2 separate regions of the Homo sapiens genome follow, and region 1 is linked to region 2. Evidence: read pairs that join two places in POLR2A ChIA-PET (ENCODE). Cell type or tissue: endothelial cell of umbilical vein. All regions are shown on one strand. Links, peaks and the distances in the headings refer to the core of each region. The heading gives the core; the rest is flanking DNA. Region 1 has its middle 25 kb from the start of OSTC. Region 2 overlaps RPL34-DT (RPL34 divergent transcript).

Region 1 (5,380 bases), core at 63-5,062, 83 kb before region 2:
CCTTGGCCTTCAGTCGAGCGGTGGCATCATGCTGCTTTGAAACTATTTCCCCCCTGCAACAGATACAACATAAATCATAAAAACACTGTTTTCAATGAACATAGAAATAAAAGCAGACATTCCATGATCCAACTATATTTATCATACCTGCCAATGTATGCACATTTATACCACTTCCATCTCCAGAGGAGAATGTACAATCATGCATTGAAAAAAGTATGGGGTGTGAGTGGGAAAATAACTACAGATAAGTGGAGCACCTCATATGTTCCAGAGGCTGTGCATTATCTCATTTAATTATCAGAACATCCCTATGGGGTAGGTATTGTTATCTTCATTTTACCAAGAGGAAAGTGAGGCTTGGAGAATATTTAACTTGCTAAAGGTGAAACAGCTGGTAACTGGCAAAGGTGGCATACGAATCCAAATCTAATTGGTTAACATAGCTTAGGAGACGTATTTAGCCACCAAAACGGCTATATTGGTCTAATATGCTTTCTAAGAGCAGTACATATTCTTTTGGGGACTTTATTTTCAAATTAACATAGAGAACCTAGACTGCAGTTAGACAAGAGTGATCATAAAGGAACCAGACCTCATGTTTCTGAGCCTGAGAAACTATAAATAGCTAACCTGAGAAAAATGGAGGCACATGACAGGCTTTTAATATTTGAAACGCTGGCTATCATTATGGTGTGCAGCTAAGTATGTTCTGTATAGGCACAAGGATGGAACCAAAACCAATTAACTAAAACAAAAAAAAAGCTTTCCAAAAGAAAAGTGATCTGAAGATGGAATGGATTACCTTGAGAGGTAAGGAAGTTCCCATCACTGATAATGTCAACAGTAGTTAGAACACACCTCATTTTGGCTAATGAAATTATAATTTGAATTTTCTTGTATATTTTATAACAAATTACCTAAACTAAATTCCATAAACTTGATAACAAGTGGACTTCGGGTAATCTTGTAAAGAGGTAGCTAGACCACTGGGTGCAGCAGGACTGAGGGATGGGCAAAGAGGAAGGAAGAAGTAGAAGTTTATAGTCAAGGGTGTGGCCTATTAAAAACTTGACTTTTTAGGCTGGGTACATGGCTCATGCCTGTAATCCCAGCAGTTTGGGAGGCCGAGGCAGGCGGATCACGAGATCAGGAGATTGAGACCATCCTGGCTAACATGGTGAAACCCCGTCTCTACTGGAAAAAAAAAAAAACAAAATTAGCTGGGCGTGGTGGTGTGTGCCTGTAGTCCCAGCTACTCAGGAGGCTGAGGCAGGAGAATGGCGTGAACCCGGGAGGTGGAGCTTGCAGTGAGCCGAGATTGCGCCACTGCACTCCAGCCTAGGCGACAGAGCCAGACTCCGTCTCAAAAACAAACCAAAAAACAAAAAAATTTAAAAAAAACTTGACTTTTTAAAAACAGCTTAAAGATATAATTGACATTTTTTAAAAACTACACATATTTGGGCCAGGCCGGGTGACCCACGACCTGTAATCCCAGCACTTTGGGAGGTTGAGGTGGGAGGATCACTTGAGGCTTGGAGGCCCAGTCCAGCCTGGGCAACACAGGGAGACCTCATCTCTACTAAAAAATGCAAAAAATCAGCCAGGTGTAGTGGTGCGCACCTACAGTCCCAGCTACTTGGGAGGCTGAGGTGGGAGGATCACTTGAGCCCAGAAGATGGAGGCTGCAGTGAGAGCCGTGAACACACCACCGCACCCCAGCTTGGGTGACAGAGTGAGACCTTGTCTCAAAAAAATAATAAACTACATGTATTTAAGATGTGCAATCTGATAAGTTTGACCTCTGTCCTGGAAACCATGCCACAATTAAGATAATGAACATATAATGTGGAATCTAGAAAAGTTGAACAGTAAAATCGTGGTTACTAGAGGCTAGAGAGTAGGAGAATTGGGGAGATGTTGGTCAAGGAGCACAAAATTTCAGTTAGGTGGGAGGAATTAGTTCAAGAGATCTATTGAACATCGTGGTGAATATAGTTAATAACAATATATTGTATACTTGAAAATTACTGAGAGAGTAGATTTTAAGTATTTTCACCAAAACAAAAGGTAAATATGTGAGGTAATTCACACATTAATTAGCTTGCATAGCCATTCCACAATGTGTGTGTGTGTGTGTGTGTGTGTATATATATATATATATATATGCACATCATGTTGTACACTGTAAATGTATACAATATACAATTTTTGCCAATTAATTAAATTTAAAAATATAAACTTAAAATACCGTCAAACATGTTGTATAGATTAATCTTGAATATGACTGACTTATTTTCTTCAAGTCAGACATTTTAAAAGGCCAGAATTATGAAACATTAAATAGAAAAATATTACCCTCACTTCCTTGCTAGGTATGTCCTTGGTGATGTAGGGCTGGACTCACAAAAGAGCACTTCCAACACTACTGTTAATAAAGTCAGGAAAAGATGCCATGTGGCATCCTATTTTTAAAATCTATATTCACTAATGAGTATATATGCGAAGTTATAGCTGGTCTTCACTTGAAATGGTACTTCATAGGCACGTTCCTCAACTTTACTTAGATAACTAAATTTATAGAGTACTATACTTTCTGAATAGAGCCCAGAGTTTTGCTCTTTGATAAGCTGTGTCAAGACAAGACCGTTTTTTATCTCCCCAGAATTCCCTTGGCTATTTTCAAGTCCCACAGACTGGTAGACTATGTGAATTAAAAAGAATTTTTGTCATCTAGAAAGCCAGCTGAGGGGAACTGATCAGCCCAGTAATGTTTTCAGTGCCTCCTCACAGATAGAACCCAACCTCTCTCGGTTAAAAGGCAGCTGGGCCTGTGTCCATTCAGGAGAGGATCCTAGTACTATACTTGTAACCTTTAGTCAAGTTAATGAAAAGCTTGGCATATGGGGGGATAATCTTTGGCGTATGTTTATAATATCCCCTGTATTTTAAAATTTTAAATAATTTTATTAAGATATATCTTGGAGTCCATCGTTTTCGGTCAGTTTTTCCGGTTACTACATGATCTTTCAAAATAGTTTCAAATCTCTTATTTCAGGAAAAATAATTTGTAAGTATAATTTAAGTATTATAATCCTTCCTTCCTTCCTTCCTTCTTTCCCTCCCTCCCTCCCTTCCCTCCCCTCCTTCCCTCCCTCCCTCCCTTTCCTTCCTTCCTTCCTTCCTTCCTTCCTTCCTTCCTTCCTTCCTTCCTTCTTCTATCTTTTTCTTTGCATTTTTAGCTACTGGAAGGGGCTGGGGCCCTGGTGATGCCCTGAGGCATCCTGTTCAATTGATCTTAATGAGCAGCTTCCCATTCTCTTCATCCATGGGTTTCTGATGGTATCCATTTTTTACATCCAATTTTTAATACTATTGATTTCCTTCATAAACTACCAAGGTAGCCTACATTTTTTTTAAAAAAAAAAAAGTAAAATAAAATGAAAATATCCATCACCCAAAAAAGTTTCCTTATGACCTTTTGTCACTCCTCCCTCTCATACCTCCCACTCTTCTCCCCAGACCTCACCCCCACAACCATATACAACTAGATAGAAGTCATTCGTCAGATATATATTTTGCAAGTATCTTCCAACAGCCTGAGGCTTGCCTTTTAATTTTCTTAACAGTATCTTTTGAAAAGAAAAAGTTTTTAATTTTAATCCAGTCTAGTTGATTGATGTTCTTTTCATTTATAGCTTATGCTTTTGTGTATCATATTTAAAAATCTTTGCCAAGCCCAAGGTCACTACATTTTTCATCCATGTTTTCTTCTAGAAGTATTATGATTCAGGCTCTTATATTAAAGTCTGTGATCCATGTCATTCATGAAGTTTTGTAAATGGTGAGGTAAGCGTTGAAGTTTTTTTTTTTTTTTTTTTTTTTTTTGCATATGGTTATCCAATTGCCCCAGCACCATTTGTTAAAAAGGCTATTCTTGCCGGGAGCGGTGACTCACACCTGTAATCCCAGCAATTTGGGAGGCCAAGGTGGGCAGGTCACCTGAGGTCAGGAGTTCGAAAACAGCCTGGCCAACATGGCAAAACCCCATCTCTACTAAAAATTAGCTGGGCATGGTAGCAGGCACCTGTAATCCCAGCTACTCAGGAGGCTGAGGCAGGAGAATCACTTGAACCCAGGAGGTAGAGGTTGCAGTGAGCTGAGATCATGCCACTGCACTCCAGCCTGGGCAACAGAGAGAGACTCTGTCTCAAAAAAAAAAAAAAAAAAAGCTATTTGTTCCTCATTGAATTGCCTTGGAACTTTTACCAAGTCAATGGGTCATATATGTGTGCATCAATTTTTGGACTCTTCTCTGTTTTACTGACCTATTTGTCTATCCTCAGGTAGATTAACTTTTTTCAATCATTTCAAATGTATTACAGCTGCTTTAAGGCCAATCTTACGGACTATCATGGTAAACATATGATGTGCACACCCATTGTTGGGTGTAGAGTTTTGAAAAGGTAAGTTGAATCAAGGTGGTCGATAGTGTGATTCAGGTCTTCTAGGTTCCTGTTAATGACTTGTCTTGTTGTTCTATCAATTTCTAAATAGAAAATGTAAAAATATTCAACTCTGAAACTGCTTCACTCTCCAATTTTGTCAATTTTTGCTTTGTATATGGTGAAGGTCTGTTATTAGCTGCATACAAATCTATTATTGTAATGTCTTACTGCTAAATTCACTCTTTTGACATTATGAAATTGAAATATACATTTTATCTCTGGGGATACTTTTTGTTTTGAAATCTATTTTAGTAGACATTAGTATAGTCAGTCCAAACTTCTAGTGCTACGGTTTGCATAGTGTATCTCTTTTCCCATTTATTTTGAGCTGTGTCTTTATATGAAAAGTAAGTCTCTCATAAACAGCATACAATTATGTATATGTGTGTTTATCCATCCTGACAATCTTAACCTTTCAGTTAAAGTGTTTAATCCCCTAACATTTAATATAATTACGGATATGGTTGTTTGAGCCCACCATTTTATTGTTTTCTATTTGTCTCCTCTGTTTTTTGTTTTTATTCCTCCTTTCCTGCCTCTTCTCAATTTTGTATTATGTGAGGCTGGGCACAGTGTAATTCCATCACTTTGGGAGGCCAAGGCAGGCAGATCACTCGAGGTCAGGAGTTCAAGACCAGCCTGGCCAACACGGCAAAACCTAGTCTCTACTAAAAATGCAAAAATTAGCTGGGTATGGCAGTGTGCACCTCTAATCCCAGTTACTCAGGAGGTTGAGGCATGAGAATCATCTGAACCCAGGAGACAAAGATTGCAGTGAGCCGAGATCATGCCAGTGTACTCCAGCCTAGATGACAGAGACTCTGTCTCAAATATATATATATATTTATATATAATAATAACATATATTA
Region 2 (5,380 bases), core at 137-5,136:
TGCTCTCTTCCTGGAACCCTTATTACTCATATGTGAGACCTTCAGGTGTGCTCCCTTTATTTTTCTTATATCTTCTCTTCTATTTTCCGTCTGTCTTTTTGCTGTTTTCTTAACACTTTCTTGAACTTTATCTTCAACTCTTCTGTTGAATTTTTCATTTCAGCTATTAGCTGCTCTTTTAATTCTCTGAATTTTCTTTTGACATAGCATCATTTTCTATTTTCACAAAGGAAATATTTTCTCTCAGAATTTTTTTTTTTTTTTTTAGACAGAGTCTCGCTCCATCACCCAGGCTGGAGTGCAGTGTCAAGATCTCGGCTCACTGCAACCTCTGCCACCTGGATTCAAGCGATTCTCCTGCCTCAGCCTCCCGAGTAGCTGGGACTACAGGCATATGCCACCACGACCCGGTAATTTTTTCTATTTTTAGTAGAGATGGGGTTTCACTATGTTGGCCAGGCTGATCTTGAGCTCCGGACCTCAGGTGATCTGTGATTGGACTCCAGTGAAGACTCCAAGATGGCGATCGCCACCTCGGATACCCTGATTCAGCATTTCCGGGTTCACCTTTCCTGTTCCCGCCACCCTGACTAACGCGCATGCCCACTAGGGCGTGTCACACTCAGAAGCGCGAAACTCAACCGACCCCGCCCCTACCCCGCCCACTCTTCACCCAGCATCCATAAAAGCGCGCTGCACCTTTGGCACAGTGCGACTTCCCTGGCCCTCCCCCTGCGGACCAGTGAACCTCGCCTGAGAGCTCAAGAAAGAAGATTTTTGCCCTCTTAGTCTCGCCTCTCCGCCTTATTGTTCCACGGTGCCCTTCCATTGCCTTTCAATCTGCCCACCTTGGCCTCCCAAAGCGCTAGAATTACAGGCGGGAGCCACTGCACCCAGTCTCTCTGAGGTTATTAAGAATAGCTTTGTTTGGGCTGGGTGCAGTGGCTCACACCTGTAATCCCAGCACTTTGGGAGGCTGAGGCAGGTGGATCACCTGAAGTCAGGAGTTCAAGATCAGCCTGGCCAACATGGTGAAACCCTGTCTCTACCAAAAATACAAAATTAGCTGGGTATGGTGGCGCATGCCTGTAATCCCAGCTACTTGGGAGGTTAAGGCAGGAAAATTGCTTGAACCCGGGAGGCGGAAGTTGTGGTGAGCCGAGATTGTGCCATTGCACTCCAGCCTGGGCAACAAGAGTGAAACTCCGTCTCGAAAAAAAAAAAGAATAGCTTTGTTTGGCCAGGCACGGTGGCCCACTTTGGGAGCCGAGGTGCGTGGATTGCTTGAGCTCAGGAGTTCGACAGCAGCCTCGGCAACATGATGAGACCCTGTCTCCTCTAAAAATACAAAAGTTGGAGGTCGGGGGAAAGGGGACAGAGAGCATTAAGACAAATACCTAATGCATGCAGGGCTTAAAACCTAGATTACAGGTTGATAGGTGCAGGAAACCACCATGGCACATGTATACCTATGTAACAAGCCTGCACATTCAGCACATGTATCCCAGAACTTAAAGTAAAATTAAAAAAAAAAAAAAATACAAAAATTAGCTGGTGGCCGGGCACAGTGGCTCACGCCTGTAATCCCAGCACTTTGGGAGGCCGAGGTGGGCAGATCACTTGACGTCAGGAGTTCAAGACCAACTTGGCCAACATGGTGAAACCCCGTCTCTACTAAAAAAATATAAAAATTAGCTGGATGTGGTTGCATGCGCCTGTAATCCCACTTACTTGAGAGGGTGAGGCAGGAGAATTGCTTGAGCCTGGGAGGCGGAGGTTGCAGTGAGCTGCGGTCACGCCACTACACTCCAGCCTGGGCGGCAGAGCTAGACTCTACCTCAAATAAATAAATATATAAATTAATTAAATTAAATAAAAAAAAATTAGCTGGTCATATTGGTGCATGCCTGTGGTCCTGGCTAATCAGGAGGATTAGTTGGGAGAATTGCTTGAGCCCAGGAGATCGAAGCTACAGTGAGCCAAGATAGAGCCACTAAACTCCAGCCTGGGCAACAGAATGAGACCCTGTCTCAAAAAAAAAAAAAAAAAAAAAAAGAATAGCTTTGTTGGAGTTTCCCCCCGCCCCACCCCCCACCGTATAGTCTCTATTTCCTTCAAGTTGCTTTCTTTTGTTTATTGGTTTGGTCTTTATCTTCCATATCTTGTCATCCTTCCTTTATAATTAAGAACAAGGGATTTAAATCATAATTGGTTGCTCTGGGTGCTTCTGTGGAGCTTGTTTACTTTGGATGTCACTGTCAAGTGGTCTGGATAGGCTCTTTGTACTTCCAATGTCAATATTTAAAAAATCTTTCCTCCTGGCAGGGCATGGTGGCTCATGCGTGTAATCCCAGCACTTTGGGAGGCCCAGGTGGGCAGATCACTTGAGGCCAGGAGTTCAAGACCAGCCTGGCCAACATGATGAAACCCCATCTCTACTAAAAATACAAAAATTAGCTGGGTGTCGTGGTACATGCCTGTAATCCCAGCTATTTGGGAGGCTGAGGCAGAGAATTGCTTGAACCTGGGAGCCAGAGGCTTCAGTGAGCGGAGATCGCGCCACTGCACTCCAGCCTGGGCAACAGAGCAAGACTCCATCTCAAAAAAAAAAAAAAAAAAAACCCAAAAAACAAAAAACTTTCCTCCTATGTTGAGATTTTTAGCAGAAAACATTCTTCCGATCTCCTTACTAAAGGGAAATGACCAGGCTTCTGGCATTCTGGAAGCCAAGTGGAGGAAGTGATGAAAGGTTTTAGCATTCCATATGCATTCAGTCATGCAATCTGTCTGTGTTTGGTATGATGATAGATCTTTAATTGTATCTCGTGTCCTGCATTTCAAAGGCCTTCTGCTGCGCTTACTCCTCAGAATAAATCAGGTGAGGAAAGGGCAATGTGAGTTAAGGTATAGAGATTTAACCCAATGGAACAGCTTTCATTCAATCCTCATTTTACCCTCTTCATTATTTTGGCCTCCCCTCTACACCAGTGGTAGGGGTATATGGCACTGCCAGTTGTCAGTCTGCTTTTCAGATTCCAAAATTTTCCTGCCCTTGTATTCTCTTGTGCTTGCTTGCTTGCTTTTCTCTTCCTTCCTTCCTTCCTTCCTTCCTTCCTTCCTTCCTTTCTTTTTCTTTCTTTCTTTCTTTCTTTCTTTCTTTCTTTCTTTCTTTCTTTCTTTCTTTTTCTTTCTTTCTCTTTCTTTCTTTCCTTCTCTCTCTCTCTTTCTTTCTTTCTCTTTCTTTCTTTCTTTCTTTCTTTCTTTCTTTCCTTCTCTCTCTTTTCTTTCTTTCTTTCCTTCTCTCTCTCTCTTTTTCTTTCTTTCTTTCTTCCTTCCTTCCTTCTTTCCTCCCTCCCTCTCTCTCTTTCTTTCTTTCTCTCTCTTTCTCTCTTTCTTTCTTTCTTCTTCTTTTTTTTTTTTTCCAGAGTCTCACTCTGTCACCTAGGCTGGAGTGCAGTGGTGTGATCTTAACTCACTGCAACCTCCGCCTTCCAGGTTCAAGTGATTCTCCTGCCTCAGCCTCCCAAGCAGCTGGGATTACAGGCGCCCACCACCATGCCTGGCTAATTTATGTATTTTTAGTAGAAACGGGGTTTCACCATGTTGGCCAGCACCTGATCTCAAGTGATCTGCCCTCCTCAGCCTCCCGAAGTGCTGGGATTAGAGGCGTGAGCCACCGTGCCCGGCCTTTTTTTTTTTTTTTCCAGTTTTTTCTTTGTTTTTTAGTTTCTCCTTTTTTTTGTTTTTGTGTTTTTTTCATGTGAGTTGTACCTTTTCAAGAAAATCACTTTACTCAAGTTTTATGGAATTTTGTAGAGCAGCAAAATTAGATGTGTGGTTTAGTCTACCATCTTAACCCAGAAAACCATTTAGATCTACTTTTGCTCCTTTTTTAAAAATGAATGAAGTAGAAGTTTCAGGATACTGAGATAAAGACCAAAGCGTTCTTCTGTCTCCTTTATTTTCTCTCCATGACAATGTGAAACCATATTTAGATCAAACAAGTGTTCATTTAAGCCCTGTGCTTTTGAGAAAAATAGTTTTGAAAGTTTGAGCAATCTGAGCAAACTTGGCCCTTGGAGCTGACCCAAAGGAGTTTTCTACAAACCATGACCAAACTTTGTGGACACAGAGGCTGGTTGCTTAAAGAACAGACCTCTCCTAGGTCAGAAATGATAGGTTCCACTGAGAGCAAATTCAAACAACACTGTTTCATTTGAAGGAATTTCAATATCTAGGTTTTTCTCTAATAAATACATTAAACAACAAGCTTAATTTTTCTTGTGTTACTTATTACACAATTACAGATGTTACTTACTGAAATATGGATAAATTGTCTTTTAGGAAATGTTGACTGAGGACTAAGTATGAAGTACAATAAATAGAAAGTCAGAAAATACTAATCCCATTCATTTCCTATTTAAAAATGAGAAAAATGAATTATTAATTGTATTGTAAGAGTTATGGATACTTCAGGACTATAAACTGGGAATTTTGCCAAGTGTTGCTCAGACCAACCTTGATTAACATTCATTCACCATTCATTCATTTATTCATTCATTCACTCAAACATGTTTCTTGATCCCCCATATATGCAAGGCTCTGAACTAGTTACTGGACCTCTACCCGTGAACAAGGCAGACCCTGCCTTCTTGGAACTTGTGCTCTGGCAGAACGGACAAGCATGAAACAAGTAATTGCAACATGATTTACTGTGGTAAGAATATAAGAGAGGAGTGCTTGCCTTAATCTCAGGTGTAATGTTTGAGTTGAGATCTGAGAGAGGAGTAGATGTTAATTAGGCAAAGAGCAGGCATAGAATAGGGGGCCTGGAAATCTACCAGATCTAAGTCACAGAACAGTCAGTGTAAATACCCAGAGACATTCCTTGAGACACAGAGGGGCACAGACACAGCAAGAGAACTGGGCAGGAGGCAAAGTCCACATCATGATTAGCTGTAATGCTTCCTCAGGAAGACAAGAACTCCTCACAGCAGAAACACAGGGCAGAGAAATTTTTCTGCCCAACAGTTTGAACGGTCACCCTGCTTCAACATGACAAAACAAGCCAACGAAAATATTTTACTCAGGACAAGTTTTCAAAAAGCATAAATGCATTTTTTAATGGTTTAGACTTTTATTTGAATACAAAATGAAGTCTCTTACTGGTGAATAAGAACAGCATCTATTAAGAGTACCCAAATACCATCTATTATGTTATTTGCTAATGTATTTATACCACTCCCGCAAGCTGGTGTTTCTGTTTTGTTTTGTTTTAATCACAATTCAGTGTTAAAAAGATAAAGCTTTTTAAACATTCACTGTTGCTCAAAAGCTGAGTGCATGTGCTGTCTCAGATCATGAGGTTAGTGGTGCTTAT

The links. ChIA-PET counts read pairs that join two places held together with the same protein. Peaks named below come from ENCODE experiments on the same cell type or tissue, not always from the same donor. Only the 100,000 strongest peaks of a DNase experiment are listed, where the experiment ranks them.
Region 1: POLR2A ChIA-PET joins it to region 2 with 5 read pairs; 2 of 35 experiments call an interaction of 5 or more read pairs at or near these places.

The regions. Positions count from the first base shown.
Region 1 is chr4:108,672,469-108,677,848 of GRCh38, reverse strand. No RefSeq gene overlaps it. Among named protein-coding and RNA genes, the nearest start is that of OSTC, 25 kb to the right of the region's middle. In endothelial cell of umbilical vein, for the core only: no CTCF peak of the experiment used is centred there; no DNase peak of the experiment used is centred there.
Region 2 is chr4:108,589,700-108,595,079 of GRCh38, reverse strand. The region is part of intron 1 of RPL34-DT (RPL34 divergent transcript); the gene reads left to right. Among named protein-coding and RNA genes, the nearest start is that of RPL34-DT, 28 kb to the left of the region's middle. In endothelial cell of umbilical vein, for the core only: no CTCF peak of the experiment used is centred there; a DNase peak (open chromatin) is centred at 2,759; H3K27ac peaks cover 2,216 bases.